7 separate regions of the Mus musculus genome follow, and all the other regions are linked to region 1. The links are chromatin loops, found by intact Hi-C in ENCODE. Cell type or tissue: heart. All regions are shown on one strand. Each heading gives the region's core, and the rest is flanking DNA. Links, peaks and the distances in the headings are about the cores only. Region 1 holds the start of Dapk2 (death-associated protein kinase 2). Region 2 has its middle 17 kb from the start of Gm39364. Region 3 overlaps Herc1 (HECT and RLD domain containing E3 ubiquitin protein ligase family member 1). Region 4 overlaps Dapk2 (death-associated protein kinase 2). Region 5 holds the start of Gm30447. Region 6 has its middle 24 kb from the start of Gm39364. Region 7 overlaps Dapk2 (death-associated protein kinase 2).

Region 1 (4,479 bases), core at 138-4,137:
TTGAACTGAGGTGGCAGGGTTCAGAGTAGAGTGGCTTTAAGAGAGTGGACTCCAGGAATGCAGGAGCATAATGAAATTTGTGTTTTGTATCAGCAAGGCTAGGATGGTTTGTCACACAGCAACAGACTTAAAAATGGGGGAGGAGGTATCTGGGGCTGGTTGGAGGATGAGGGACCTCGCTACTGTGGTGGCCACTGTGTGTGTGTGTGTCCTTCCCTCTGTCCACTGACTTCAGAAGCCATCAGATGGTAGCTACTTCTCTCTAGCATGCTATTCTGAGGAGAACCCCAGAACCTGCACAAACCTGAAAGTCACACGCAAGTGAAGGTCTGGGATCTTCCCTGAGACTGTTCAAGACACAATGAGAGAGTTGGGCGGTACTCAGTGGCATTTTCAGGGTTCCTGGTGTTGAAAAGGCTGAGGGGTAGTGTGCTCCTTGGGCACATTTCACATGTCACCCTCCGCCAGTGCTACTCAGGACTTCACTGGAAGCTACCAGAAGGGTTGTTGTTCCCACTTTCTGGTGGCTGACCACACATGGATGATAGGGCAGGACTTTGGACTACACCCATGACTCAGAATCTTACATCCTTAGCTCTAGGGAGGATCCCTAAGGGGGGATCTGTGCTACTTTTCTTGTTGCTGTGAGAAAGTACTCAAGGGGTGGGGGAGGCAACTCAAGAACGGGCTCACAGTTAGAAGGTATAGGGTATAGTCCATCATGGCAGCAGGAGCGTGGCGCAGCTGGGTACATTGTGCCCAGCCTCAGGAAGGGGGGGGAGGGGAAGGGGAGGGGGAGGGAGAGAGAAATATGAGGTGAATCCTGGTTCTCTGTTCACAGAGAGCCCTCTAAACTGCACAGATCTGAAAGGTCACACGCAAAGGTCTGGGATCTTCCCGGAGGCTGTCCCAGATATTGCAGCAATGGTCAGAGAAGAGCAGCCCTCACTAGCCAGTTTCTCCTCACCGATTTTTTTTTTTTAATTCCTGGACCCCAGCCCGTGGACCATTGCTGTGCACATCTAGGGCTGGTCTCACTAAAGCTCTGGAAACACAATCTAGAAATTCCTATAGGCATACCCAGAGGTTTATCTCCTGATTGTAAATCCAGTCACATTGACAGTGTTAGCTGTCACAGTGACTTAGGGCTGGAGGCTCTAGGTGGCCATCCTTAAAATGTCTCTGGTCTTGAATGGAGACCATTGAACTTCAGTTTTGTTTCCAGCCACCAACGCTACCACTGATATTTTCTCCTTCTGATAATTTGCAAAAGGAAGGGAGAATCAACTCCCAAGTCCTTCATTAAGACAGGCTTAATGGTGATACACGGACTACACTCAAGAATGGTGCCAGGGTTGGCGTGGTAATAGGCAAATATGGGCAGTCTTCAAGCTGGGCCGGGAATGAGTGGGGCACATGAGAGCTTCCTACCCTTGTGTGGAGCGAGGTCCCCAGAGAATCTGATCAGTCAGGGTGTGCGTGGGTGGGGACGAAGGGCAGAGAAATTCTGTTTTCTGGCAATTGTGCTGGGTTGTGAAGTGCGTTGATCATTAGCTTACTCAAGTTGATTCGTTCCAGGTGGCACAGCATGTGAGAGACAGGGCGGGAAGGGACGAGCATCCAAGTCCTCACCTCGGGGCGGTCCCGCGGGGGTTCCAGCAGGGGGCGCCCCGAGCTCCGGGCCGAGTGTCCGGGCGCGCCTCCAGCCGGCGCCTGGGACCGGGCTGGCCGCTCCGCCCCCTCTGCTCCTCGGCGGCTCTGCGGGCGGACGCCGGGCGCAGGGAGCAGAGCAGAGCGGAGCGCCGCGCACCCCGCCGCGCCCCGGTGCACGTCCAGCTCTCCGCACATGCAGCGCAGCCTTTCGCCGTGAGTAGCGCCCGGGCCGCGGGATTCGACGGCAGCAGTGGCTGGGGTGGTCGGGCATTGCCTGTCTAGGATATAGCCGTTCTGTGGTTTGTGCGCTGGGACGGCACCCGGAGGCCAGTCTGCAGGCTACTACTACCTCGGGGTGCCTCCTAAGCTTGACACTCTGGTCCCAGAGACGGGATGGGGATTGACGGACAGAGGCCTGACATCTGGGCAGGAGAATGGAAACAACCATGCATCAAGTTTGGCCCCCTCAAAAGTCCCCAATAGGAGAGAAACAAGCCCAGCCTCTGTGGGCTCACACCTCCTCCTCCCCGCCTCAGCCCGGGAGGTTGCTTCCTGTGAAATGAACCTCCAGTGTGGCCTAACAGCTGCGGGCAGGTGGAGGGACACTCCCTGGTTCCCTGTCATCTAAAGGTAGCTGGGGGCAGCTCTTTTGGTTTCTGACACTAGTTCCCAACTAACTGGCTTGGCATCCTAGGGGAATTTTGTTGACTAAAAGTGGCTGGTACCTTGACTGCTTCAGAGTTGGGTTCAAAGCCCTCCCTGTCTCCACCTGCCCGCCGGTTAAGTTTTTGGCATCTAAAGTCATGGTATTGATAGACCAGTAGCTGTCTTTGGAGGCTTGACTGAAGTGTCAGGAATGGGTGGGTATCTGTTGCCCCGGGACAACAAACTACCTGCTGGAGGGAATAAACCAGCCAACCCTGACAGCTTCTCTAGAGCCTTCTATTCTGTTAGATGTGGGGGGCAAACAGTCCGGCTGCCCAAAGAAGCTGAACCTTTTATTAAAAGACTGAGTTTTTCTCATGTCAACTCAGGGAGGTGGCTGACCTTCTGAGCCCCAACATCCTTATCAGGGATCATCCAAAGGGGTTCTGTGATGCTAGAGTCTCCTCCCTTCTGCTGGCACTGCTGGCAGTTTCCCCAGACCTGAGTCTGAGGATTCTTCATGTGTGTGTGTATGTGCGCACGTGTTCCAAACCACTGCCTGTCCCTGCCAAACTTGGGCACCTTCTCCTTGGAACTGTTCTCCCAGAAGCCACTGGCTTTCCAGTCCTGAGCCATCCATGGAGGAGTTGTGTGGGTATCAAGAGAAGCCCTGGGAAGTTTGATGGCCTAGCTGTGCCATGGTGGAAAGGTCCCTTTCCCTCTCTGGACCTCAGATTTCTCCTTTTGTCTAACAAGTGACTTAGACCCGATCCCAGTGGGTTCAGACTTTTGTTTCAATGTTAAGTTTTTACCCCAAACCCCAGTCCACAGCAAGGATACCGTGGGATGGGAGTGCTCTGTATCACTTCCTCAGCCTGCTGACTTCTGAGGAAGAGAGTAAACTGGAAAGGTAACTGGGAGGTCCCTTTCTGTGGGGTCCCAGGAGGTCTATGTTACCTCCTAGAGTGTTGCTTGCCATTAAGGCCATGGGTAGGAAGGAGAATTCCCAGGGCCCCCTTGGGAGGATTGTTCACATCCAGATGGGTGTCATCTTTGCAAGGTAGCCTGAGTCTCGGGTCAAAAGGCATAGTCATGTGCCTTGCCTCTGATATGTGGTTTTCAGCTTCTCAAAATTGGTGGTTATAACTCTACCTTCGAGTTACTGCACTTGACTCTGAGAATTTATCAATTGAAATGAGAATTGCTCTTGTGGAGGTGTGATGGGAGGGTGATGAGCTGCCACGGGTGTTTCATTTCGTATGGAGTATCTGAGCTGTAGCCATGAGCAAGAAGCCTGGGCCCTAACTGGAAATTACCATCTTATATTACCTTATAGTACCTGCTTATGTTAGCTACTCCCTAGGGGACAGAGGTGAGAATATTACACCCTTTGCCTTAGTGAGGCTCCAAAAGCATTTCACATATGTCATCTTACTTATAAGAAAGATCTTTCTTAGGGTGTTGGAGAGATGACCCAGTGGTTAAGAGCACTGGCTGCTCTTCCAGAGGACCTGGGTTCAGTGTTCAGCACCAACATGGTGGCTCATGATCATCTGTAACTTCAGTTCAGAGGATCTGATGCCCTCTTCTGGCCTCTTTGGGCACCGCAGACATGTGGTGCATAGACAAACATGCAGGCAAAACAACCATACACCTACAGAGAAATAATTCTACAAAAACAGTCTAAAAAAGAAAGTAGATATTAGTTTACTCCATGCCTCTCACCCCAGGATCTCATATATCCAAGGCTGGCCTTGCACTCATTATGTAGACGAGGGTGACTTTGAACTTCTGGTCCCCCTGCCTCTACCTCTGGAGTGCTGAGATTATAGCTGTGAGCCACCATTCCTGGTTTATGGAGTGCTGAGGATCGAAGCCAAGGCTGCTTTGTGTCTGTTAGGCAAGCATTCTACAGACTGAGCTGAATCCCCAACACTGTTAATTCTCCATTTCGTTTTCTTCTTGGAGATAGGGTCTTACCCTATGGCCCACACTGGCCTGAAACTCAAGGCACACCTTGAGTGCTGGGATTACAGGTGTGTGCCAACCATACCCAGTGCATTTGGCACTGGGGATGGAAACTCGGGCTTTCTATAAAAGTAACTGATAGCTGAGATCTCTCCTCCACCCTGTGGATAAGTCTTCTCCAAATTGAACCAAACAGCATAAGATCTTTTTGTG
Region 2 (4,479 bases), core at 123-4,122, 130 kb after region 1:
AGCAGCAGCAGCTGCTGCCTTCTTGCCGGTCTGCCTGTGCCTCTCCACTCCCCCCGCCCCCACCCTGTGGTTTGCATTCTAGAAGCATCTGCCTCACACCAGGTCTTTATTGCCTTCTGTTCTCACAGCCATCTTGAGAAAGCTTAGGAAACTAAGGCTTCCAGGGGGGTTGGCATTTGTTTTGTTTGCATTCAGAGACAAGGGCTCACTATGTAGCCCAGGCTGGCCTTGAACTTGCAACCCTCCTGCCTCAGCCTCCCCTGAGCTGGGAACCCAGGTGTATACCATGCCCAAATATTTCTGTCTTTTTGCTTTCTAGATGTCATATATGAGCAGCTTCTGTCATGATGTCTCACCACAGACCCCCAAGGCAGCAGAGGCAAGCAGCCATGGACCTAAACCTCCCAGACTGTGAGCCCAAATAATCCTTTCTTCTTTTTCTGTTGATTATCATAGGCCTTCTGTCACAGCAGTGGAAAGTTGGTAGTCTGAGGTCTTTCGTAGGCCCCAGCACTGCATAAACCATACACGCTGGTGCATGCCTGCAATCCTAGCACTCTGGAGCCAGAAACAAGAGGACCAGGAATTCAAGGTTATCTTTTGCTGCATAGTGAGTTGTGAATTTAGGCTAGCCTGAGCTATATTACTGTTTTAAAACAAAAGCAAACAGGTGACTGGAGAGATGGCTCAGCAGTTAAGAGCACTGACTACTCTTCCAAAGGTCCTGAGTTCAATTTCCAGCAACCACATGGTGGCTTATAGCCATCTGTAATGGGATTTGGTGCCTTCTTTTGGTGTCTGAAGACAGCCACAGTGTACCCATAGAAATAAAATAAATACACCTTAAAAAAAAAAACCCACTGTTCTCATTTTTAAAAAGTGAAAAAAAAAAAACAACAGAAATCAAACTAACACATCTGCATCTCCCCCCACCTCAACCCCCCAATGTGTATTGCTGTTTTGTCTGCACATAAGTGTGCACCATGTGCATGCAGTTTCCACAGAAGCCAGAAGAGGGCATCAGACCACCTGGACTTACAGACAGTAGTGAGAGCTACAAGGATTGAACCCTTGTCCTCTGGAAAAACAGTCAGCTCTGTTAACCACTGAGCCATCTTTCTAACCCAGGTTCTGCATCCTTGAAAAGATTTACAATGGAAGATGCTACTCTGATGGTAGGGATGAGGGACTAGTAGGCGCATAGTCATCCCTTTTTAAGGGCAGATGGCCAACTTCATCATTTGTTTTTCTGAGTGCCCCCAACTTCTGGGCTATTCCTTGTAATTTCTTATCTATTTGGCTCTCACTCATTCAGGGAGTGGGGGATGGGGACAGGGACTGAGCTTTGCTTTCCAGGAGCAGACTCGCTTGACGGAGCACCCCTGGGTAGCACTAGGGATGCCCTGACGCTCCTTGTGAGGCTGCAGCAGCTTTTGAACTCCTTCTCCCCTATAGCCAAGCTTTTAATTTCTTCCTTAGCAGCTGGGAAAAACAAGGGGAGAGGGCAGTGAGGTGATTAGTGGGCAAAGGTGCCTGCTGCCAAGCTTTAGTCTCATGCCCAGGATCCAAATGGTGGAAGGAGAGAAATGACTTTCGAAAGTTGCCCTTGAACCTCCACACACCTGCTATAATGTGCACATGTGCATGGGTATGTGTGCATGCATGCATACACATTCATGCTCACCCACATGAATACACACATACAGGCACTAAATAAATTTCTTCTCCCTCAACATTTCCAAGGCTTGAGCCTGCATAGCAACCATGCTGCCTTCTCTAGTGCCAGGGGAGAGCTAAGTTATCAGTAGGCAATCCTAGGAAGAGAACTCATGTTTATCAAGACATGAGTTTATCATGTTATACAAAGGCATTGTTCTAATCTCTTGTGTGTACTTTCCCTGACTTACCTACCACCTTTGCAGATGAGGAAGTGGAGGACCTTGGAAGCTATGCTGAATAAGACAAGGCTGGTAGATAGTGGAGCCAGGGTTTGGTTCTGGACTTTGAAGTCCATGTGCTGTTACTGTAGGCTGCCTTTGAGGGGCCCCTTGGAGGCAGAGGTCATGAAACTTCAGGAGTTGTATGGAATTCTACCCACACAAGGCAGTCCTGGACATTCAATGTGTGTCAACTGAGACTAACCTCAGCCAGTTTACACGGTGCTGTGTTGCCCACTGTCAAGGTCATAGGCACTCCCAAAGATTATTGAAGAGAAAAGCTTGAACCTTACGAGGTCATGGCCACCAGGTGGCACTGCAAGGACTGATTGAGATCTTTGTTCCTAGATCTGAAAGCCAGTAAGATATACCTGGTTCCTAAAACAGAGGTTCCAGGGAAACAAGCAAACCAATCAACCACAGGCCAAACCCTTGAGAGTCTGGCTTAATGTTTTGCATAGGCTTTGTGGAAATCTGCCAAGATTTTTTTAAAGTTTTAATTTTCAGAGTCAGTCAAATGCCATCTATATAGTTCAAGAATTTTCAAGTATAAAACAGGAGCTGGGGTTGCAGCTTAGTGCTAGAGTACCTGCTTTGCATGTACACAGCTCTGGCTTCAGTCTCCAGTACAAACACACACACACACACACACACACACACACACACACACACACTGTATAAAAAGTATGTAGAAAAAATCTACTCTTATATTTACTGCTATTAGTTATTTATGAATCCTTCTAAATATTACACATGTAAACATAATACATAACTATCTTCATACAAGATTTTATATGAATATATATTTTATATAGCAATATGTATATATAAAGCCATATACATATATATATGGATATATATATATATATATATATATATATATATATATATATATATATTCCTTCTTTTAAAACAGATGGCTGCTTAAAAAAACCTTGCTTTTGAGGGACTATTAAAATGGCTCATAGGAAAAAGACACTCACTTACAAGCCTGACAACCCAAGTTCTATCTCCAAGATCCAAATGATGCAAGGAAGGCAGCCAGGCATGATGGTACCTGCTTTTAATTCTAGCATTCAGGAAAGTGAGTTACAGGCCAGCCAAGGCTATATAGTGAGACCTGTCTCAAAAACAACAACAAACCAAAATGGTGGAAGAAGATAGCTTGACTCCAGCAGGTTGTCCTTGCTCCATACGTGCTGCCTGACACATATATGTGCATATGTGTTTCACATATATGTGCATGTGTGTTTCTTTCCTTCAAGGGAGAAAAAGATCCACTGTAGTCTTCCACTCAAGAAGACTCCCTGCCATTTAAAGAAGAGAAGTTAGTGATGTTAGCCATACTTCATTTTGTAATCTACAAATATGATGATAAATGTACACATTGCAAAGTGAACATATTTTAAAGTAAAATAGGAACAATTCATACAGTTTTGTTTTCCAACAAAAACAAAGGTGAAACAAGTGAAAATGATAACTAGTAACAGATGGTTTTATGTAGATCTTTATGTCGGCAGTAATCCTTTTTTTTTTAAGATTTATTTATTTTATTATATGTAAGTAAACTGTAGCTGTCTTCAGACACTCCAGAAGAGGGAGTCAGATCTCATTACAGATGGTTGTGAGCCACCATGTGGTTGCTGGGATTTGAACTCTGGACCTTCGGAAGAGCAGTCGGGTGCTCTTACCCACTGAGCCATCTCACCAGCCTGGCAGTAATCCTTTTAAAATTCTATTGATTTGTTTTGTTTTTTAAGACAGGGTTTCATGTACTCCAGGCTGGCTTTGAACTTGATATGTAGGTTGATTTACATTTTTAAAATTATATTTATTATTATTATTATTATTGTGTGTGTGTGTGTCTGTCTGTCTGTGGCATGGAATGTAGGGTGGGGGACAATGGGTGTCAAAGGACACTTTTTGGGAGTCTGCTCTTTCCTCCCACTGCTGGCTCTAGAAACTGAACTCAGGTTATCAGGCTTGCATAGTGCTTGTGTGTGTGTGTGTGTGTGTGTGTGTGTGTGTGTGTGTGTGTGTACCTGCTGGGTGGCTTGCTAGCCCTTGTTTGATTTTTTGATTGGTTGATCTCAGATTGTGGCTTTAGAGACGTTTTATAATCTGTATCATTTGATCTCTCAGCTTGTCAACTGTCAGTGTTGATAGTAAGCTTTCAGATGGTATTCTTGATTCTTGTATGCACAGAACGTCAGAAACCTTCAGTCATTATTCTGTCCCTGATCAGCTTTCAAGTGGCGCCGCTCATGTGACTTATCAGAAATTACAATTGCACGATGTTTGTGATAATTACCGTGGATTCTTTCCAGATGCTTCTCAGCACTTTGGCCTTTAGTGGACTTTGGGAACAGAGCCCAAAGCCTCTGTTATCTGATGATGCCAAACTGCAGCTGCACATTTTCTAATGCCCTAGGGATGCAGGCGTGACAGCTACTGTTCCCCAGCCACAGTGACCTGCAGGCTTTTGCTCCTGATCTCAGAGGTCTGTTTGCCATGGGGTAGGATCATGCTGTTACATAGGATA
Region 3 (4,479 bases), core at 119-4,118, 210 kb after region 1:
CCGGTCAAACATGGGGCTTCACATTACTCTGCCTGGAACATACCCCTCACCCTGGTTTAAAATGAAAGAATGAAATACCATTTTCTAAACTAACTTTTTAAAATTTTGCACCTTTTAGTTCCAAAGACCTTTACATATTTCTGTCTTATTTAATGTCTTATATTTGATACATTTATCAAAGCTAAAATATAACCATTGCATATACTATGTAAATGAAGCCTAAGGTTTAGCATCTCACTAGTTTTGAAACCACTGAATGTAATATTAGATGGAAGTTCAGAAACGTTCTAGGAGTCATCTGTTCTAGTTTTTTCATTGTCTCCCTTTCTTTCTCTGTAGAACTAATGGCTGAAGAGTAAATCAACATGGCGACTATGGTTCCACCAGTGAAACTGAAATGGCTTGAACATCTGAATAGCTCCTGGATCACAGAGGACAGTGAATCTATTGCTACAAGAGAGGGAGTTACCGTTTTGTATTCTAAACTGATCAGCAATAAGGAAGTAGTACCTTTGCCTCAACAGGTTTTATGCCTCAAAGGACCACAGTTGCCTGATTTTGAACGTGAGTCTCTTTCAAGTGATGAGCAGGACCATTATTTGGATGCCCTTCTTAGCAGCCAGCTAGCACTAGCAAAGATGGTATGTTCAGATTCTCCATTTGCTGGGGCGCTAAGAAAACGACTGCTTGTACTCCAACGTGTCTTTTATGCACTTTCTAATAAGTACCATGACAAAGGCAAAGTGAAACAGCAGCAGCATTCTCCGGAGAGCAGCTCTGGTTCAGCAGATGTCCATTCTGTCAGTGAACGCCCCCGGTCAAGCACTGATGCACTTATAGAAATGGGTGTCCGAACTGGTCTAAGTTTGTTATTTGCACTTCTGAGACAGAGTTGGATGATGCCTGTGTCGGGACCTGGCCTCAGTCTCTGCAACGACGTTATTCATACTGCAATTGAAGTTGTGAGCTCTTTGCCTCCATTGTCTTTAGCAAATGAAAGCAAGATTCCTCCTATGGGCTTGGACTGCTTATCACAAGTCACAACATTTCTTAAAGGAGTAACTATTCCCAATTCTGGGGCAGACACTTTAGGTCGTCGATTAGCTTCTGAGTTGCTGCTTGGCTTAGCAGCTCAGAGAGGCTCTTTGAGATACCTTCTTGAATGGATAGAAATGGCTTTGGGGGCTTCAGCAGTTGTATATACTATGGAGAAAAACAAACTACTGTCAAGCCAGGAAGGAATGATCAGCTTTGACTGCTTTATGGCTATATTAATGCAGATGAGGCGATCTTTGGTATGTACCATGTATTCCAAGCATCAACTTTGAAAAATTGTTAGATAGTCAACCCTGCTTTTAATAATTTTGTGGCTCTTGTAAGAGATTTGGGAGTTCTTTTGGTATGTTAAGTTGGTTAAATATTTTTTTGTGCTTTGTGGGGGGAAACTCACACATATTGCTATTACAATGAAGGCCCCTAGGTCAGAAGCTGAGTTTCTAGTTTGTCTTAGTTTATTTTAGTAGATTTGGAGAATTAACCTAACTTTACATTCATGAGTAAAATGAGAGACCTTGACTAGTGAGTATGGCAGTTTTTTTAAAAAAGATTTATTTATTTATTTATTTATTTATTATAAATACACTGTAGCTGTCTTCAGACACACCAGAAGAGGGCATCAGATCTCATTACAGATGGTTGTGAGTCACCATGTGGTTGTTGGGATTTGAATTCAGGACCTCTAGAATATTCAGTGCTCTTAACTGCTGAGCCATCTCTCCAGCCCAGCAGTTTTTTTTTTTTTTTAAAAAGCATCTCCGATCTCATCCTTTCCATTTTTTTGCAGTCTGGCCTCAAACTTGATATGTAGCTGTGACTGGCCCTGAATTCCTGATCCTTCTGCTTCTACCTCCCAAGTGCTACAATTACAAGTGTGCACCACCATAGCAGGCCTTTTTCTAGTTTTCAAAAATTATGTACTATATTTCAAGTATTATTTTAGGACCTGAGGATGCAACCCTAGAGATACAATTTCTGCTCTTACTAAGTTCACATCGTGCTAGGGTGATCAGGAAAGAAATTCATAAATTTAGGGAACTAGAGAAATGGCTCAGCAGTTAAGACCTTGTTGCTTTTGGAGAGGACCCAGGTTCAGGTCCCAATACCCGCATGGAGACTTACAACCATCTGTAACTTCAGTTCCATGAGATCCAACACCCTCTTCTGGTCTCTGTGGTCACTGCATGCACATGGTGCTCAGCTATACATGTAGGCAAAATACCTGTACACATAGAAATAAGTAAAAAAAAAAGATCATAATTTCAGGTGAGACGTTTTAAGAGGAAAGAAGAGAATGATAGTTTGAGAGTTAAAGGCATGCTGTTTTAGTTAATGTCAGGTTGGGACTCTGAGTTGTAACATTTGAACAGAGACCTGAATAAACAGAAGTAGTGAGTTAAGCAGAAGTCTGTAAAGAGTTTGTTGTCTGTAGAAGTGAATCCCTACACTTTCATAACCTTGAATATTATATTAAAGAATAAGCATATATATGATAAATTTTAAGAATTTACAAGACTGAACTGTAATAACTTTGAAAACCAAGAATAAAAATTTGAATTTTAAAATATTAATGCTCAAATACTTATAAACTGATTTAGGTATAAGTTCAGTTAAGTTAAATTGATCAGGTTTTGGTTGTTTGCTTTTGCTTTGTGTGTGTGTGCTTGTGAGTGTGTGTGTTTTAAATGGTCTCATTGTGTATCCCTGGCTGACCTGGAATTCTTGACCAGGTTGGCCTTGAATTCACAGAGATCCACTTGCCTCTGCCTCTGAGATTAAAGGTATGTGCCATAGTATCCTTCCAGGTTTGTGTGTTTGTAAGGGAGGGAGGAGGGGGGAGAGTGAGTTCATGTACCTTTTATTGCCCAATATAACCTAACAAATGTATTTTAAAATCACAAAGATGCCACTTGTTATATTTACATATTTCAAACCTTCCCTCTATCACCAAGTGAAATGCAAAGCTTTTGATTAATAAAAGTATTTCATTAAAAACAGTCACTTTCAAAGCAGAAGCATTGAACTTTTTATCTGGTATATGTTTTGTATTTGTGAACTGAACTGTAAATGTTTGGTTACTTTATCTCCCTCCCTCCCTCCCTCCCTCCCTCCCTTTCTTTTTTTCTTTGTATGTGTTTTTCTCCATGTAGCCCTAGCTATCCTGGAACTAGCTCTGTACACCAGGCTGGCTTTGAATTCAGAGATTTTCCTACCTCTGTCTCCTGAGTGCTTGGATTAAAGGTGTGTGCCACAGTATATGTTTACCATGGTATTTTTTTCTAGAACAAAATTAGTAAGAGGTTTCTTCACCTTTTTTTTTTTTTAAAGAAGGAAAGGAGTGCCCCAGGACTTGACTGATTTCCACAATATCTATTTGTTATAAAGAAATGCATGTCAGATTCAACAGGTTCAGGAAGGAAGCTGATGTTTGTGTGTGTGTGTGTGTGTGTGTGTGTGTGTGTGTGTAAGAGAGAGAGAGAGAGAATATGAATATGAATATGGAAATGTCTTGAGATTGCATAACATTGCAAATTTCTAGTTGAGAAGGGGGAAGTTCCATACCACATGATTTAGTCTGGCTAGTCTGTAAGCCAAGGAGTCAGATACTGTGTGGGAATGTGTGTATGTGTAGAGGGGATTAATCTTGCTTAAAGCTGCAAATGGGAGGCATGGAACTACCAGGCACCTGGAAAGAGGTTGCAGGAAAGCTTGGCTGTTAGGGGGAAGAGAGAAGCAGCTAGAGGATCTATAATCTAATAACACTGTTGCCTTTTATTGCCTCATCCTTCCACCCCCACACCCTGTGTTCCATTACCCCAGGATCTAATGTGCTAGGCAAGCACTCTACACCCCTTCTATCATATAACATTTTAGCATCTTCTAGCATAAGCTTGCTTATATAGTCACAAATTGACTTGATATTTAAGTTGACTCTATAAGCTCAAGAAAACATTATTATATATATGTATATAAGACTTTGTATATAATGTGTTTTATTTTTTATTTAATAATATTCTACACCCTGCCTTTTCAGCTTCTTTGATTAACTGCTCCTCACTATTTGGAGTGAGGAGAAAGTAAACTAATTTTAGTGCCTGTTTTCTATCAGGTGCTTTGCATATTTTTTCAATTATCATGTGAGGTAATTTCATAATTTGTGAGGTAAGATATTATTTACCTTGATCTTAAAAGTGTGAAGCAACTGTGTTAGTCTACTGAGTATCATAATATAACACAGACTCCTGAGTCACATACTGTGTGAAGTAATTCTTATAACCTTGAGTTTACCTTTTAAATCCATATTTTTCTGGTTCTATTTTATACAGTTTACTTGCTTTTGTTAAATAGGTTAACCTTTTCCACAAATAGTAACTATAAAATGTGTAGCAGAATGATTTTATTGTTAGTTTTCTAGTTTCTGTC
Region 4 (4,479 bases), core at 225-4,224, 110 kb after region 1:
TCTTCCTGAGGACCCGAGTCCTATTCCCAGAACCCAGCTAGGGCACTAGCTCCCCCTGAAGCTACAGGGAGTTACAGGCAATGGTGAGCTGCCCAACACGGGTGCTGAGAACCAAACTCAGGTCCTTTGGAAGAGTAGTACGTGTTTTGACTGCCAGGCAGTGAATGACAACTGTCTGTCTTCCCCCACACCCTACACCCCCAGCCCCTGCCCCATCGAGGCTCCTATTTCCTTCTATTTCTAACACTAGAGGAGTATCAGCAGTGCCATACCTGCCAATAGGCTTGTATTTCACCAAAGCCAGAGCCAGCCTAGTGCTCCCTGCCATAAAATGACCCCCTCCACAAAGTGATACTGATGACTGCTGCTTCTAGCTTTTCTCAGTTAGAAATGGTAGTCATGTTAGTCTCTCTCTCTCTCTCTCTCTCTCTCTCTCTCTCTCTCTCTCTCTGTGTGTGTGTGTGTGTGTGTGTGTGTGTGTGTGTGTGTGTGTGTGTGTGTATCTGTTTGTCCGTTCATCTCTCCCACCCTCCCTCCCTTCCTCCCTTCCTCCCTCCCTCCCTCCCCCTCTCTTTCTGTATATACATGTACTACATTGTGGTAATAATAGCTCAGAGACATTCAGGATACCTTCTGGGCAGCGAGACATTTGTAGCTTCCCCCTTACTGTGACTTTCCCACTGCATGCCTTGCTGGAGAAGGAGGTCAGCGGCAGGCTGAGGGACAGTGTGCAGTCCAGGATTCTGTGGGGGAAGTGGGTAACTGCCATTTGAAGCCCAGTTGACACCATCACGCTGTCTTCTCTCTCAGCCGGTGGACACCCAGCAAGCTATGGTACGCAGAGAGTCCGTGGTCAACCTGGAGAATTTTAAGAAGCAGTATGTCCGCAGGCGGTGGAAGGTACGTCAGGGCCTGGGGTGAAGGGCAGGGGCCTAGGGACTCCCTGCTTCTCCCCAGATCTCCGTCTCAGCTAGCAGTCCTCTCTTCTCTTCCCTCAGCTGTCCTTCAGCATCGTCTCCTTGTGCAACCACCTCACTCGCTCCCTGATGAAGAAGGTACATCTGAGGACAAGCGAGGACCTGGTGAGTACATGCAGAGCCCTCTGCTTGGGCACAGCTCCTGGATTGTAGGTGTGGAGGGGGAGGATATTAACTATTTCTAGCCTGTTCTGTAAGCCTTGTCCTCTTCTGCCCTGAAGGCTGAAGTGTGACCAGCAGGGGGACCATTAGGAACCCTTTCCTATGGGCTTCCTAAGAGTTGCCATTCCACTCCCCTTCCCACCCCTTCCTGAGGGCTAGTAGACCCTGAGAACTGTGGAAATAGGCCCCATAGATCATCCAAAATTTATTCTGGCCAAGTATAATTGTACACACCTATAATCCCAGCGCTTAGGGGGTAAAGGCAGGAGGGTACAGGTGACATGAGACCCTACTGCAAACCATGCCACCTCAAAAAGTCCATTTCAGACAATCCTAGCTCCTCTGTACAATGGGTGCTTTCTTATACCTTTCCCAACTTTCCCTATTTTGTCTTAGACTGCCTATATCAGCAGCATTTGATGATATATTATACTTATTATAGTTTTTTTGTTTCTTTATTTAATGTTTTCATAGTACTAAGGATTGAACCCAGGGCTTTTAGTGTATGTTTAAAACAAGAGACTTATAATGGAATATACTCATCAAGAGGGTGGCCTCTAAAGCCAGTTTTCCAGAATTCAGATCAGCCATTTCCCTGCTGTGTGACCATGAAGAGGTTACTTAATTTCTCTGTTCCAAAATGTCATTATTTGTAAAACGGGGGTAATAATACTTGTTACATTGTTGGGTAGTGATTAAGGGTAAATGAGGACCTGTCTCCAATGCCTGGTGGGTAAGTGCTCAGTGTGTATTAGCAATCCTTAATGCTGCTTAAAATCCTTCTGTAGTTCTCGAAATGGGCATCAGCATTAGCTTTTCAGTTGGTAGGGGTTCCCTGAGATAGCCTCTCCCTCATGATTGAGTGGAGAGAACAGGAGTGTCCAGAAGGTATAAATTTATATATTCATATATAGTTCATATATTCCAGGCACAGCAAAGGCCTGGAAAGCAACTGCCTGCAGCCGCCCTGTGTAAACTGAAGCTGCTTAGCACTGGGCCTGCACCCCAGCACCCAGAATATCCCTGTACTCCCCGGAGCCCCAACACGTCCTCAGGGGTCTTTTTTCCATAGACTGAGCTCTTGTTTATTCCTGCTTTTGCCAGGACTTTGGTAGCTCCAGAGGCCTTTGTGGCTGAGTCCCTCTTCTGGCCACCAGCCTCATGGACTATAAAGGGAACTGACTTGGCAGGCTCTGAGGATCCCTGTTTGTCACCTGCGAGTTTACACAGCTTACTCTTTTATTGTTTGGTTCTGACTCATTCTAAAAAGTTGCTGTTCAGCAAAGCCTGAGTTATTTTTGTTGTCCTAGTCAGAGTTGGTCCAGGATGTATTGGCTAAGTTGATCTTGACCTCAGATTTCCCACTGGCTCAGGCTTGCCTGCGGGATGTATGACAGGCAGCAGGCATGGACCTAGATCTTGGACCTTTTGCCTTGATGTGATGTTGTTGAAGAAAGGGATGTAAAAATATTTCAATTTCTAACTTTTTCATGGTGCAAAATACAGTTTTTTGTTGTTGTTTTTGTTTTTCATTTTTTACTCAGACACTTACATGTTATATGGTTTTTCCTATTGAACCTTCCTTAAAATAATGTTTTTAGAAAGATGACATGGCCTTCTGTTTAGAAAGCATAGAAATTAAACATTTTTAGACTTTTAAAAATCCAAATTATTCTTTTAATAGTTTGAATTAACTGCAGCTGGAGAGATTGCTCAGTAGTTAAGAGTGCTTCCTCCTCTTGCTGAAGACCCAGGTTTGGTTCCTAGCACCTACATGGTGACTCGCAACTACCTGTAACTCCAATTCCAGGGGATTCAACTCCTTCTTCTGGCCTTCATGGGCATCTGCATGCATAGTATATATATATATGTGTGTGTGTGTGTGTGTGTGTGTGTGTGTGTGTGTGTGTGTGTGTGTGTGTGTGCATGTCTAATTAGGCAGACAGACAAAAAATTTAAAACCTTATAAGAACAAAACCCCTTCCAACATTAATAGTGATTTTAACACTTAGTTTAACTTGGTGGGACCAGACTGGAAAGACATTGTAACATCCAGGTGGTTGCTCCAGCTTGCCTTAGCTGTGTGGGAGCTGACAGGTTACATTTTGTTCCACTTTCATGAAAGTGGAACTCAGAAGTCTTTCCCTTCAGATTGCTTTGCATGAAGCTTGCTGAAGGCTTGGTGGAGACCAGCGGAGGTGGAGAGCCTGAAATGATGGCCTGCGACCTTAGGGAAAGACCAACCACTTCCCCATAGACTGAGCTCAGGGGACCCAGTGTCCCACAAACTACCTTTCCAAGAGGCCTTGATTATTGACTGGCACAAATGGTACCAGATGGCATTTTCACTGCTATAACTGGGCCCCTCCTGGTACCTGTTTCCCCAGGGATACTCCAAGGAGGAGGCCCCAAGGCAGCTAGTTTGGTCCCATTTCAAGTCCCCTTCCTATTCCTGCATGGCAGAGGCCTCTGGATGGAGCTGAGGGCTTCCTTTGACATCACCCCACTTTCCCAGCTTATCGGCCCCTTGCTTGCCTCTCTGAGCGTGGGGTGCTCAGTGTGGCTTCATTCATGTCATCTGATGATGCCCTGCCCTGGGCCTCTTTTTCTCCTCCCCAGAGGAACTGCGAGAGTGACACAGAGGAGAACATCGCCAGGAGGAAAGCCCTTCACCCCCGGAGGAGGAGCAGTACCTCCTAACTGGCCCAGCTTGCAGTGGCTGCCAGGGAGGTCCAAGTTCCTGCCGCCCTGCTGTGCAAGCTCCCGGACCCTGCTTGACATCAGGATCCAGACATTCTGTGTTCCTGAGCACTTTGCAAGAGAGAGGAGTCTGCAGGACTCAGAACTTTCCGGAGACCCTGGGAGTTGTGGCTGTCTCCCGGTGGGGAACCTCCAGCATTCCTCTGGCTTGTAGTTCTCCAGAAAACTGGCTTTCATCTGTCTGCTAACCTCAGAAGCTGGAATTGGGTGTGGACTAAGGAAATGGATCTCAAGGAGTATCTTTTTTTTTTTTAACCACAGGTTAAAGGTCAGATTTAGGCAGCTTTCCTCACAGAGCCTACCCTGTCAAGCTCGTGAGTAAAGACTCTCTAGAGGGAGGGACCAATCCTGTGACTTAACAGAATCCATAAGGAGTCAGGCTGTTTAACGTCAGACTGTGTCTGCCAGCCTCTTGCCAGCCCACTGTGTTGTAGGTTTTTTCTCATTTTTATTATTAAATTTCTTGTTTATCTAATGCTTGGGTGTTTTAGAGCTGTCTCCCTCTGGTTCCCTATAGCCCGAGACCCCGTGGCTTGGGGAACACTAGGGTTGGCTGCTAAGTGGACAGAACCTCAGGTGA
Region 5 (4,479 bases), core at 200-4,199, 190 kb after region 1:
GGTCAATCCTCCCGTGTTCCTCAGACAGGGCAGAAGTTGGTCAACTTAAACACTTGCTTGGGCGTAAACTTAACCAGCCACAAGGTTAAGGGCAGACTGTGATGGGAGATAAAGGGAGTAGAGCGCCCGGCAAGCAGCCGAGATAAAGGGGTGTGGCCGGCCGCAGCTTTTTCTCTCGGTCCTCGGCAGCCCCGAGGCCTCGGCAGCATTCGGACCCCGATCCTCTTGCAGACTGTCCCGTACTCATCCTGAACACATCCACGCTCGCCTGATCCTTCAGCGCCCTTTGTGAAATGCCCCCAATTGATAGTTCCCTACGGGCACACGTGACTCCGCGAGGACCCAGCGGTTAAGAGACATGGGGCGGTAGAGTGTCCCCAGTACCCTCACAGGAAGGGTCTCCCGGCCGGCGATGTACTCATCGCTTTCCCATCACTGCCTAAGCCGGCATCTTCTCTCCCTTTTCCTCTCAGGTTGCCTCCCACCTCCCGCGCGAGGCCCGGAGGAGGCAGGACCAGCGCTTCTGATCTCGCGAGAGTTCCCTCATAAGTCCCGCGAGACTCGCCTGCCGCTGCCGCTGCCGCCGTCGCTGCCGCCGCTGCCGCCGCCGCCTCTTACGTCTTTCCCTTTGACAAGTCGCCGCCGCTGCAGCAAAAATATAAAGGACGCGGCTAGCGCGGCCGCTGGCCAGCCGGGTGCCGGGTGCTGGAGCCGCACCCCATCGCCGCCAGCTCCCGACCCACGTACGGTAGGTAACACGTTCTCTTTCGCCATCGTGACCTCCCGAGTGTGTGATCGGCTGGCCCGGCCGAGCCGCTCGGGGCCGTTCCGGGGCCGCCCGCCGAGCGGGACTGCTGGCTCCGGGTGGACGGCGGGCGGAGGCCCGAGGAACCCCTGGCCCCCTGGAAGCCTGTTGGAAGCCGAGCCACCTGCCGGAGGGAGGGACCCGCCCCTGAATAAGCTTGCAGTCTGCGCCCCTCAGCGCCTCAGGGGTCGCGTCTGTGACCTTCTCCCCTTTATCCGCTATCGAGCGCGTCTCTCTTAGCTGGGACTGGGACTGGGGAGCGGCTCTCCCATCTCTTCCTCTTGAGGAGAGTCGCGACTCCGGTGCTCCCTGTCGCCGGCCGACTTCGGAGGGGTGGAGGTTGAGACCGTGCGTCTTTCTCCTCGTCTGCGCTTTTGGGTGGGGGCTGCTCATCCTTTCGGTAAACCTTTCTCTGAATCTCTCTTCGGATAAAATAACAATTTCTAAAGCCCTTGCTACCTGGAGCGGAGACGAGGCGACAGTTGTGTAGTCTCCAGGGTGAGAGGTGGATGGTGGTGATGACAGGAGCTAACCCTGGGAACAGTGATGGGTGGCAGGTTCCCAGGAGACACGAGGACAGAAGCTTGGTACCTACCTCTCCCAGGAGGTTATGTAAAGACGCGATGTATGTATGTATGTATGTATGTATGTACTATGCATGCATGTGTATGGTAGCTGTGAAGCACAGGGACAAAAATCTCCATTTGCGTTAGTTTTAAAAATGTGTGTAATACCTTGAAGGTGTATAGGTAATCAAGAGTGATAAATTCCAACGAATTAATAACCCATCTCCAGAGATAGCATTTCACTGTTAATATTTTGATATATTTCTAACAGACTCTTTTGTTTTTTAAGAGTACCTAGCTTGTCCTTGAATGGTACTTCCTTATTTTATGTATGTTCCCAAAATGATTTGTTTTATTTGAACCATTCCTTTGGCCCACTTGATTAAGCCGGGTTACTTGTTCATTATCATTGGCTGTTCCCAGCCGTCACCATATTTCATTGTGTCTTCTTTCAAAATGATTGTTGCTCAAATAGCTTTAAAAGTCAAACCTTAACATTGTTCTTTTTGGATATAATATCTGAGTTATTTTTATAGTTTTTCTTTTTTTGTGTGATGAGTCCTCTAAATCGGGCCGGTGTTTATATAAAGAAAAGAAAAATTAATTGCGATGAGGAGAAAGTAAGCTTCAAAGTTTTTAAAAAATTGATGGTGATGTGCCTTTGATTATATGTTTACATACCTGTGTGTTTATACAAGCAAAAGTGAATGTCCCGAGTGCTCGTATTATGCATAAATGCACGTGTCAATGCATGCTTGTCCTCTGCACTTGTAAATCTGTATATTTTAGAAATAGGTTAAAATATTTTGTCATGTAGTTTGAGAAAAAAAAACAGCATAATGTAGGACAAAGAACAGTCAATTATATTTTTCCCAAATCACATGACCGGATTGTATGGCAGGTTGGAAGCCTGGCATCTTTCAAAAGGAGGATAGATTATCAGTTGTCATTGAAATGGATGGCCTTTTAAGGCCTCTTGGAATCAGCAACTTGTATGAATTTTGCTTTCCCTAAGGTTCTTATCACTTTGCTTCTTAAATTTCTGGTCTTGCCAGTTCCTTTCAACATGGATGCATTGATTTGCTGGTTATGTATTTTCTCTGTGCAGTCGTGCTGGTGGTATATGGAGGAGAAGCAAATGCATCACATAGTCGTCTCATTAATGTAAACATGTGAAAATATTTTATTTAAATGGATAACGCATTGAAATGGATAACACGTTAGAGGAGGACGTGCTGTTTTTGGTGTTGGATTGGTTAGTAGAAGACGCATGTAATACATGGTGAAAAGTCTTGGTGTTGTGAGCAAAATGCCTGGGTTCAGTGGGCAGCTGATTTTAAAGTGGACTCTTAGACTGTAAGTGATAATGTTGATGCTGTATTTGTGATAAGGGAAAATTGTGTTAGGTAAAAAGCACACTTGTGAAACCAAACTCGAGCTTTAGGTGGAGGCAGAATGATCAAGATTTTCAGGCGTCTTGGCTATGTGAGAGAGATCAAAGCACGTGAACAAGCCCTTGAAATTTTGTAGGTAATCAACCATAAAAACAACAAACAATTATTTTTCATCATATATAAAACTTTGTCTTAGTATACCCACAAAACAGGTTGCTAGGGATACCTTCTAAATATTATCAAGATCTTGAACAGAGAATATTGGCTGAGTCATTTAAAAAGGAGATTGTAAAGTCAGCAAAGCCACTTCAGCTAGTATTTTTTTCTTTTAAACTAAAAGGAGCACAAAATAGGTACCTAATAGGTACTTTCTGATGACTTTATTTTTTTCTACTGGCCCTTAAAAATTAATGGGAATATTAAATTCCAGAGGAGATCTACCAGCAAATAAATGTGATGCTGAATCAGATGATGGCTAGGTTTATTTTTATTTTTTCTTTTTGATACAGGAGCTTGTGCATCTTAGGCTGATTTTGACTCTAGTTGAGACTGGCCATGAGCTCCTGATCCTCCTGCTACTCCAAGTACTGAGAATACTGAGGATACAGGCATGTGATACCATACTGGCTTGTTTTGTTTGTTTGGTTTTTTTGAGATGGGGGTCTTACTTTGTAGATCAGGCTGGTCTTGAACTCATAGAGATCTGACTGTCTCTGGGTCAGAGTCATTAATCCTGACCAATTTCTAGGTTTCTCGTAACTTTCTGAATATTGTTTGTTTATTTTTATTTTTTGTAAAAATACTCTCATTTTTGGCTCATTTGATTTTTTTCTTCATGATTAGATTTGAAGTTTTGTGTGTTTTGATTATAACACTCTGTATCAATGCATTTTACTAGGGGGCCCATGTTATTGATGTGCCTGGTTACTAATGATATTTTAACCTTGATCATTTGTTCTGGTGGCTTCTATTGGGATAGTCTAGGAGAGGGTACTCTTTGTCCCTTTGTATTCTCTTTGATATATTTATATCTTGTAGGAGGTTCTTCAAAACTATAGACTGTTTTGCTCAAACTTTCTCCCCTTGTTTGTATTGTAAAATATACGGTTATGGTATTTGTAGTTCCCTTATTCTGATATGTATGAATTGGACTTCATCTGTCAAAGGACATTTGTTAATTTAGTTATTTATATCAGTATGGTAGTGTGCATATTCATTTGATTCTACAGACTGTTGTCCAATATAATAGCATTATGTTGTTCACATTGTTTCAGTTTTGGCCACAGTGTGTGTGTGTGTGTGTGTGTGTGTGTGTGTGTGTGTGTTGATTAAAGGCCAACTTGTAGGAGTTGATTCTCTTCTTCCACCATGTGGATCTTGGGGACCCAACTCAGATTGAAAGCCTTGATGAGAGGCACCATTAGCTACTGACCACCTCACCTGGTTTGTTTTGTTTTGTTTTCCAGACAGAGTTTCTCTGTGTAGCCCTGGCTGTCTTGGAACTCACTCTTAGACCAGGCTGGCCTCGAACTCAGAAATCTGCCTGCCTCTGCCCCCCAAGTGCTGGGATTAAAGGCGTGAGCCACCACGCTTGGCTTGAGTTAAATAATTGTTTACAGTCTACTAAATATTAAACATCTGTTATATTATGGGTAGGTTATAAGCTAATACAATGCAGGATTTTTAACCCTTTTTACTCATGATTTCCTTTTGT
Region 6 (4,479 bases), core at 349-4,348, 120 kb after region 1:
ACTCAAGGTGAACAGTAGGTCTCAGTCACACTGTGTGAGACTCACCCAAGCTCCCTTCATGCTAGAGATGCATTCAGAACAAAATGGTCCTCAAAGAGCAGAAAGGCTTTATTTCCAGAAAAGCTCACAGCAAACAGAGGCCACACTACCCCCACACACTGCTGAGTCCTGTGGCCTCTCCCTGCTGGTGGATGGATGCAGGAGTGGAAGAACAAGCCCAGGGGAGACAGGTGTGTTCTGGCCCTGAGGGAGGAGGCGTTGCCAAGCCAACACCTCAAGGCTGAGAGGTCACAGCATTCTTTGAAGAAAAGTGGAAGACCAGAGATGAAAACCACATTCTGTGAGAGCAGTTCTTTGAAGAGCTCTGAGGTGCCTCTCCCAAAAGTCTGCCTGTGTGCTTGCTGGATGCCACGTTAATAGCCCACAAACACACATATAAATATTTTAGCACGCACTATGTTGTAATCCTCATCTCACAATCTTCCTTGATTCCAGATCTCAGATTCCATTTGTCTTTTCCATTCATACAGTTATTTGCCCATCAGACAAAGCAAACAAAAACTCCCAGCATATGTTGAAAGCAAAAGAAGGTCACATTTAAATAAGCAAGTGAACCATGAGATCTCTGGAAAGAAACTCCAAGCCCCGTGCTCCCTGGGATATCAAAGCGAGTACATGCGGAAAACTAGGTTGTTGAAAGGGACAGCAACTATCACAGGCTTAGAGAACTTTCTTTCCATCAGCCCCACCCCCCTCTGCTCCCGGTTTGATGTCAGCCCCATACTGTTCTATTCACAGTTGCTGCAACCCCCAAAATATCGCACTTGGCATCTGTTAAGAAGGTCCGGTTCTCGGCAAACCTTCACAGGCTTAGGGGCTCTAACAGTAGAAAGGCTTCGAATGGAGGTGGTTAATTGCTGTCTCAAAGGCACCAGCACAGTTGGTGAGCTTCCTTCAAGTTTTTCTGGGCTTGATTGTCCCTCCCTCCCACGGTTGCCCTCCATCAGAGGCAGCAGCAGCAGCAGTTCTTAATGGATAGCGAAACACAGATTCCCAAGTCCTCTTTTCACCGAGTAGAATTCACAGCCCTTGCTCTTAATCTAGAAAACAGTTGATTATATTATCTAGGGACAAAATGACATTGTAAGATCTCCCATTCAAGTTAAAACAATAGCAGAACCCAGGGAGGCGGCGATTGTGAGGGACCCGTGCGTCAGTGAGGCATTCTCTGTAGCCCTGCGCACAACCTTGTAAGGGAAGTGAGCTCCTTTTTTAAGGATGATGAAGCCAGCCTCAGCAAAGTTAAGAACTGTGCCTGCCTTCTCCCAGCTGGAGCTCTTGGGATCTGGACTCCAGCCCAGATTTGCCTGCCCTGGATTCACATTCTACTTTTCCTGGGGGTGGGGGTGGGGGAGTAAAAAATGAAGAAAAAAGAAAAAGAAAAAAGAAAAATCTTGGAGAATCACATGCAGTACAATCCTTTTTTTAAAAAATAAAATGCAAAATCTATACTAATAACATTGTATTTTAGAAGCAGAGATGACTTCAGTAAAATGGGGGGTGGGGCAAGGTGGACAGCGGCTGGTGTTCAGGATTCTGCTTGTTTGGTTTTGTTTTTGTGGCACTGAAGATTAAGCCCAGGCCCTTGAATGCGCTAGACAAGCATTCAACCACTGAGCCACAGCCCTAGCCCTGTTGCTAGGACTCGGTGAATTTCCCTCACTCTGTTTCCTTGTTTTTATTGGTAGTATTGCATTAGTGAAAAAATGTCAAAACAAAATATCTGGGTCTGGGTGACTTAATGCACTAGAAATTTACTTTCTCAGCTTTAGACACTGCAAGGTGTCAGTAGCGTTGGCTCTGTCTGAGCGTTTCTCCTTAATTTGTCACACCCTGGTCTTCTCTCTATAGATGTCTGTCTTTTAAAAAGAAAACAAAAAACAAAAAAAACAAGGTCACCAGTTATGCTGGATTAGTGTCCATAATATATCCTCATCTTATTTATTTATCCCTACAAAGACCCTATCTTTAAATATAGTCACTTTAAAAGTTCCATATATGGGTTTAGGAGGAAGTGAACACAATTCAGGCCATAAAAATACCGTAAACATGGGCTGGGGACATAGCTCAGTGGCAAAGTGCTCTCTTCACATGTGCAAAGCCCTGGGTTCTGTCCCCAGTACTGGTATAGATAGGTATAGGTTTGACCAACGAGAGACTCAGGGAGAGATATCTGTGAGTCCAGGCTTCGCAGCATCTGTGGCGACCACATCGAACTCCTGCAGCTGTCTGTCTGTGTGACATTCCAAGGGATGGGACTGAGGACGCTCGAGTCTGCTGAGTCACAAGACTGTGGGCTCTGTATAGTCACAGTTGGACATATCTCCTTTCACACACAGGGAGAGGAAATTGCAGTCGGGCTGGCTGACCCCGCATTCTTCCAGAAGGTTATGACCTTAGTTAACCCGGGAAGGAGCGGAAACAGGAAAGCTCCTGAGACCTACAGGCTGACAGAGGTCGAACTGAGATGTTGGCCCTCCCCAGCTGGGTCCTGGGTCATTGCTTTCTCAGACCCTTTTAGTAGCCAAGCTGTGGGCTTTGGGCCTGAGGGTGCATTTCCTGGTTGGAGAGGAAACAGGGCAGACGTTCCTGAACAACTGCAGACCTCATCAGTCGCCTTCACTCAGTGCTAGCCCTGGAAAGCCCCACCAGCTGTAAGAGATCATATTCTGGAAAATTCTCCCTCCCCTCCTTAGTCAGGCAACAAATTACAGTGCCCAGGATCTGCTTAGCCACAGTGTCGTCAAGTGAGTCTCGCAAGCTTGTCTGATTTATGATGTGCTACTGAAGGTACTGGAAGTGACAAGACCCTCCCTCAAAAGCTGGAATCAAACCGTGATGGTATATGCCTTTAATCCCAGCAGAGGCAAGTGAGTCTCTGAAAGTTCGAGGCTAGCCTGGTCTACAGAAGCAGTTCCAGGACAGCCAGGACATACATTTACAGAGAAAAACTCTGTCATTCATACTTATCTATATGACTACCATATATATGAATACTATATATATGACATATATATATGTGAATATATGTATGAATATATGTGCGAATATATATATATATATGTACATATATATATAAAATCAGCTACCAACGTATTCACGTTTGACAGGTTCTTTCTTGGCTGGGCCCAAATCTATTTCCCCAAAGATCCACCCATTGCCCCCATTCTGTCTTCTGCAGTCACATGCATTTAACACATGTGTAGACAAAAACGGGAACATGACAGGTCCTCCAGAACTCACAGTTTAATGACAGGAAGAAATAGGAACTAAGCCAGGAGCTGAGGAAGGAGCCTTCATTCTGACGGATAAGGCCCCAGTGAGCTTTTGAGATGCTCCTAAAGGACAAGATGCCTTGTGTTTGCAATGGGTCTACAGAGTCTGCAGTACAGGACCCACCTGAGCAGAGACTCGGAGGTAGGAAGAACTTATACCTCCTGAGGAGGTGGGGTGGTCTGGTGGAGTATGCTCAGGAAGAAAGCACTGTGAAGATGATGGCTTCGAATGTAGGCTTGAGCCTCCTGGGTGATGGGGAGGTGACTCTTCTTTAGGGCTGTGGTTTAGATCAGCACCTCTTAGTGTGGTCTCTGGCCAGCAACTGGAAACTCGTCAGAAGTACACATTTTCTAGCCCACTCCACCTTTCCTGTATTAGAAGCTCTGGGGGTGCTAAACAAGTTGCTTAAGAGATTCTGCTATGATACTTTAGAAAAACTACTCCTAGAGGCTAGAGAGATGGCTCAGTTGGCAAAGTGCTTGCCTTATAAGTATGAGAACCCAAGTTCAACTTCTAAGACAGATAAGGCAATATATGTATGCATTAATCCGGGCACTGGGAAGGCAGAAACACAAAGATCCATGGGGCTCACTGACCAACCAGCTTAGCCTAATTGGTAAGCCCCAGGTCCCAGTGAGAGACCCAGTCTCAAAAAACCAAAGAGAAAGGCTTCTGAGAAATGACCCCCGAAGGCTGATCTCCCGACCACACAAGTACCGGCACACATTGGATTGGGTGGGGCAGCCTGTGGAGGAGACAATTCAGACTATTGGGATAAGCTAAATGGGTTAGGCAAGGACCTGACCTAGGGAGAGAGCACAAGGAACCAGACATGTTAGGGTTCCTCTGCTACTTCACCTATTAGCTACCCAGACGAGGACAAGACAGATGGGCCTCAGTTGCCAGTCTTTTTGACTCCAGTCAAAGAAAGAATCGGACATGGAGGATGGATGTAAGGACCAGTGGGAGATACCTGCAAAGCTCTCAAATAGAGAGAACAACTGCCTAAGTTTGCCTGAACCTGGGCAGTTTCATGGGACAGAGTTCCAGAAGACGAAGATGGAGCTCCAGGCAAAACCATGGTCAACGTCACTGGATCCACTGCACCTGAGAAAAGGTGAGTATTCCCTGGCCCCCAGGATC
Region 7 (4,479 bases), core at 118-4,117, 83 kb after region 1:
TCACAGACATTCCTGTGTGGGTGTGGAGTCTGTGCAGTGAGGCGGGAGGGGAACTATTAGGATGGGGTTATCTAGCAGAATAAACTGCTGGTTTGGGTGGTGTTGGTGGAGGTAGTGGAGGTGAGGTGGGTGCTGAGCTGGCAGTAGGGGCCATGGGACCAGGAAGTCTTTGAATGGCCGACATAATGGGGGCTGGGCACTTGTGATACTGAAGGCTTGTGGGTCAGGGTTGTTTATGATGGACCAGTTTTGCTTTCTCAGGTTGCCCAGAGGTGTCTAACCAATCTGGGTCTGGACTTGGATTGCCCATGAAGTTTTCTTGTTTGAATAACACAAGCTCAGCCGGGCCTCAGCTTCACCTAGCAGCAAGCAGGCCAAACAAGGCACTTGTGGCTCAGTGCACTTGAGCTCTGCCTCTTCTGCAGCAACTCGACTTCTTTGGGCTTCTCCACAACATGACTGACTGACTGACCTCTGAGATCCCTTGTGACCCAGCATTGTGAGGCTGGAGCATAAAACAGGGTGGGGAAGGGAAATGGGAGGTGGGAGTGTGGGAAAGATGATTTGTGAGAGCCCATGTCCTTCCTGGACTCTCGTGATTGAACAGAGTGTCAAGTACCACTCCCAGAGAGGACTCTCAGCTACTGTGGGCAGCTTAGCCAGTATGCTACAGCCCCTTCACGCATAAACCTCTCTCTGAAGCCACAGAACAATGCTATGACCTATGAAGCGTGTTTATGTGAGTACACTGTAGCTGTCTCCAGACTCACCAGAAGAAGGCATCAGATCTCATTCCAGATGGTTGTGAGCCACCATGTGGTTGCTGGGAATTGAACTCAGGACCTCTGGAAGAGCAGTCAGTGCTCTTAACCACTGAGCCATTTCTTCAGCCCCCAATTCATATTTTCAGTGGCAAAGCCGAGAAGCGAATTCAGAGCTGCCTGACGCCAAGCCCTTGTCTTTTGCCCTTGACTGCATGGTCCCCAAGGTTGCCTCCATCCTGTTCCAACCATAGGGTATGCTGTGCTGGTCCCATGGAACCAGCTTCCAGTTGGTATCACAGCAGGCACCTCTAACAGACATGTTGGCTTTCCCCAGAGTGCCTGCCTGACTGGCAGGCCAAGCCAGGCATGTTTGTTTTGACAGGTGGGGCAGTCCCACCCCACCACATCCCCCTGTGGCAGCTCTCTGGGCTCTGGGCTGGCAGCAGCACCTAAAGAATGCAGTGCCTCCTCCAGCCATGCTTTGCAGGTGATGTCAGCTGCGTGGGCTAAGTACCTGGTTGAATACCATTGGCCGAGGATGACTGGGGCAAGGAGGATGGACAGGATTGTGCTACCCACGGGGCAGTCTGGCTGGGGGCCCAGCTTCCTGTGGCTACCGTGGCCTACTCTTCTTTCCTGACCTGAGGCAGAGGCACAGGATCCTTTTCATGGCTAGCCTTGGGGCTCAGAGCAGCAGACGTTTGCCCAGCTAGCTTGGAATTATGTGTCACATCAAAACTGCTAAAGGAACTTAGGATGACATCTGTGGAGTAGGGAACTGGACCCAAAGAGAGGAAATGGCCTGTTTATTAAGCACTCTACTTTTGCTCCTGGACCTGAAACTGTTTCCCAGCCCCAGGCTTGGGCTCCTTTTCTATTCGGGGAGGTGGAATAAGAGACCACAACCTGGGGAACTGCCAGTTTGCTGGATCTCAGGCTGCCTTTCGGACCATATTTTAGCCCTATTAACAGCTAGCCAGGAGGGCTCTCTGGCACTCCTAGTGGTGGCTTATACAACCAGACAGAGGAGGAAACCCTGGCTGGAATTCTTTTACTGCATTTACATGAATATGAATGTGCAGAATGTAAGATAGCAGAGGCAACACCAGGAACCTTTAATGGGATTGAATTTACCTAGGGGAGATTTACTTGCCACCCACTAGACAAGTAGCACTGCATCCAGAGGCGATCTGAGGTGTCTGAGATGGTGGTGCTCACCCTGTGGGATGAGAGCAGGTCTAGATGTGAGATCTACCAGAAGGCTGGAAAGGTAACTGGGGTTGTGGCTGGGGCTGGTTCAGAGATCTGATTGCCTCAGTTCTCAAAAGGAGCTTTTGATGGTCACTGGGACCACTGGGATATTTAACAAGCCTGGTTGATGGGGTAAGATTAGGAGCAGGACTTCCAGAGAAACTCTCCTGCCATCATGCTGATGGGCCTTGGGCAAGTCTTTTAGTTCCCTGGGCCTCAGTTTCCTACATCTGTAAAATGGTAATGGTAGTAGCATCTACTTCTCGGGGTGGGGAGGGGCTGCCAGGATCCTATGGAAAACCCAAATGAGTCTCTGGTCCCTGGAACTGGTTGGGCTGTTACTGGAGGCTGGGACGGCAAAAGAAAGAATTATAAAAACTGCAGATAAGGGGGCCCGTGTTTGCTGGCTAGCCTAGAATCCCTTAATGGCCTGGAGGTAGCAATATCATTTGGTGGCAGGGAGCCAATGGCCTGTCTGCGCCCAGTCTGAGTATACAGGGCCAACTAATAGTTCAAGTAGCCCGTTGAGTGGCTGGTGAGGTCCCAGTCCTCTCACTTAGCAGAGTATTCCTGCAGCCCCAAGGCCATCTCCCTGGTTGAACACCTTAGGCTGTGCTTCTTTGTGTATACCTAACTTGGGATCTCTCCTCCTAGAACTCCTCATTTTCTATTTTTATTTATATATATCCCTGTGTATATAATGGCACATATATCCAAGCATCGTTGGAAGCTAGAGAAGGGCGTCGGGTCTGTTGGAGCTAGAGTCACAGGTTATTGTGACCAGTTTGACATGGGCACTGAGATTTCAACTCTGGTCCTCTGGAAGCTTAAGGCTCTCCAAACATCCCTCCCTGATATTCAGTCTTCTTGTCTGAGATGAGAGCAGCTAGCGTAGGAGCTCTTGAAGGCCTGAAAGCCAGGCTAGGGACAGGGTTTGGAGGATGCTCATTTGCATGAAAGCATCCACAGAAGAAAGGCCATCCTGTGGGGGAAGGTGGATGCCTGCTCCAGACACTAGTCTGCATGGGTTCCCCAGCTCAAGCAGGGAAAGGGATCATTTAGTCTAGAGGGTGGGAGAAAGAGCTTTGGGTACGACAGATAGATGCTTAAATCTCTGTGTCCCTTGGCTTCTTTTTCAGCAAGAAAGGAAAGATAGCACCCTCTGCTCCAGGCAGTTGAGCGAGGTGTAAACTATACCGTGTGATTGGTTGGTGCCAGGCCCTGCATATTTAACCGGCCTGATAAAAGGTACTTGATTTCTCTCAGGGAACACGTACTGAGTGCTTGGTGGCTGTCAGGCTCTCTCTTAAGCTCTGGGGAGATGCTAGAACAACTCACTTAGGAAGGTTGATGCCCATTGGAGGGCGGTAGACAAGTAACCAGAGAGCTCTAGCTTTGGACCTAAGAAAGTGTTATAATGAGGAAGTGCAGGGTGTTTGGGAGCGGGAAGGGAGAGGGCTGTCAGGAAGACCTTTTGGAGGAGACTGACTGTCTTAACTGAAATGTGAATGGGCAGCACCAGCTTAGGGGCAGGGCAGGGCAGGGAAAGTGCTCTAAACTGCTGGAAACAGATGGGTCTCTGGTAAGAAGATGTAGTCTGCCATCTGTCCAAGCCAGTGGACAGGCCATTTCCACTGTAGCCACAGATGTAAGTAGATCCAAGGCTGCCTGTTTTCTGAGGATGGCAATGCCCTAGAGATGTCAGCCTCAGTTCTTTGATGCTTCGTCTCTGCTGCTCTGTAGTCCTGAACCTCTAGGCTCTGGGGAGTCCATCTCTGTGGCTCGTGGATTCCGTTGCATTCATTGTGCTGAGATGGGTTCTGAGCTGAGGTGGTCAGGATAGTGTAGGGCCTGGTCTCAGGGCCTCATCCCTAGAGAAGTTCCTGACAAGGTGGCCAATGATGTGGGTAGAAGAGAAATGACGCTTCCTGGCAGGGAAGTAGTGGAGAGTGGGGAGGATGTAGCTCAGTGCAGGAACAGCAGCAGTGTTCCTGAGGCAGCCAGCAGAGTGCTGGGCCAGGAACACTGGGATGGGGCCGCCTGCCTGAATCTTCTCTCTTGACCTCCTCTGCCCTCACACTCCCTTCAGCAGAGGCTGAAAAATCTGCCTTGGGAAAGGACTTTGACACATGTTCAAAATAAAGTTGAGAGTAATCTCTAGAGGGCAAGAAAAATAAACGAGCTTTAAAAATGCAAAAGAAAACGTGTTATTTAAACAAACAAAAAAAAAAAAAAAAAAAAAAGGAAAAAATTTGAGGGAGGGCCTCAGTTCCCTTGAGTAAAAGTCTCTAGCCTCAGCAATGGGAGGTCACAGAGATTTCAGGGAGACAGAGACACCCGGTGTATATGTTGTGGGGTGACCAGACCAGATTAAGTGTGAGTTTAGCTAAGAGTTAGGGTCCAGCTCAGTGTGTCCCCATGAGGGATCCACACAGCGTGTGGGGTGGGAGGGCATTGCCAGGTC

What was found. Peaks named below come from ENCODE experiments on the same cell type or tissue, not always from the same donor. Only the 100,000 strongest peaks of a DNase experiment are listed, where the experiment ranks them.
Region 2: a loop joins it to region 1, with 4 times the contacts of the local background. A loop is called at or near these places in 11 of 42 quality-filtered maps.
Region 3: it touches region 1 in a loop (2.3-fold over the local background); 8 of 42 quality-filtered maps call a loop at or near these places.
Region 4: a loop joins it to region 1, with 2.9 times the contacts of the local background. A loop is called at or near these places in 6 of 42 quality-filtered maps.
Region 5: a loop joins it to region 1, with 9 times the contacts of the local background. A loop is called at or near these places in 3 of 42 quality-filtered maps.
Region 6: a loop joins it to region 1, with 6 times the contacts of the local background. A loop is called at or near these places in 12 of 42 quality-filtered maps.
Region 7: it touches region 1 in a loop (3-fold over the local background); 11 of 42 quality-filtered maps call a loop at or near these places.

Annotation. Positions count from the first base shown.
Region 1 is chr9:66,156,475-66,160,953 of GRCm38, forward strand. It overlaps Dapk2 (death-associated protein kinase 2), which reads left to right and starts at 1,752. Exons shown (of 12, transcript NM_010019.3): 1 at 1,752-1,866. In heart, for the core only: CTCF peaks have their summits at 1,668 (motif pointing right) and 3,888 (motif pointing left); a DNase peak (open chromatin) is centred at 1,727; H3K4me3 peaks cover 1,218 bases; H3K27ac peaks cover 1,155 bases; H3K27me3 peaks cover 1,873 bases.
Region 2 is chr9:66,281,774-66,286,252 of GRCm38, forward strand. No RefSeq gene overlaps it. Among named protein-coding and RNA genes, the nearest start is that of Gm39364, 17 kb to the right of the region's middle. In heart, for the core only: CTCF peaks have their summits at 1,014 (motif pointing right) and 2,243 (motif pointing right); no DNase peak of the experiment used is centred there; H3K27ac peaks cover 330 bases.
Region 3 is chr9:66,371,447-66,375,925 of GRCm38, forward strand. Herc1 (HECT and RLD domain containing E3 ubiquitin protein ligase family member 1) reads left to right here. Exons shown (of 78, transcript NM_145617.3): 2 at 340-1,295. The coding sequence starts at 366. Among named protein-coding and RNA genes, the nearest start is that of Gm30447, 20 kb to the left of the region's middle. In heart, for the core only: a CTCF peak has its summit at 2,226 (motif pointing left); no DNase peak of the experiment used is centred there.
Region 4 is chr9:66,267,869-66,272,347 of GRCm38, forward strand. It overlaps Dapk2 (death-associated protein kinase 2), which reads left to right. Exons shown (of 12, transcript NM_010019.3): 10 at 811-900; 11 at 999-1,082; 12 at 3,759-4,374. The coding sequence ends at 3,839. Among named protein-coding and RNA genes, the nearest start is that of Gm39364, 31 kb to the right of the region's middle. In heart, for the core only: CTCF peaks have their summits at 1,193 and 2,293 (motif pointing left); a DNase peak (open chromatin) is centred at 2,333; H3K27ac peaks cover 319 bases; H3K27me3 peaks cover 658 bases.
Region 5 is chr9:66,349,874-66,354,352 of GRCm38, forward strand. Gm30447 reads right to left here and starts at 3,781. Exons shown (of 2, transcript XM_006511600.4): 1 at 748-3,781; 2 at 452-645. The coding sequence starts at 1,198. The coding sequence ends at 470. Herc1 (HECT and RLD domain containing E3 ubiquitin protein ligase family member 1) reads left to right here and starts at 577. Exons shown (of 78, transcript NM_145617.3): 1 at 577-748. In heart, for the core only: no CTCF peak of the experiment used is centred there; a DNase peak (open chromatin) is centred at 568; H3K4me3 peaks cover 2,048 bases; H3K27ac peaks cover 1,242 bases.
Region 6 is chr9:66,274,602-66,279,080 of GRCm38, forward strand. No RefSeq gene overlaps it. Among named protein-coding and RNA genes, the nearest start is that of Gm39364, 24 kb to the right of the region's middle. In heart, for the core only: no CTCF peak of the experiment used is centred there; DNase peaks (open chromatin) are centred at 1,250 and 2,520; H3K4me3 peaks cover 1,404 bases; H3K27ac peaks cover 1,793 bases.
Region 7 is chr9:66,239,438-66,243,916 of GRCm38, forward strand. All of the region lies in intron 4 of Dapk2 (death-associated protein kinase 2), which reads left to right. Among named protein-coding and RNA genes, the nearest start is that of Gm39364, 59 kb to the right of the region's middle. In heart, for the core only: CTCF peaks have their summits at 1,770 and 4,029; DNase peaks (open chromatin) are centred at 1,344 and 3,974; H3K27ac peaks cover 869 bases.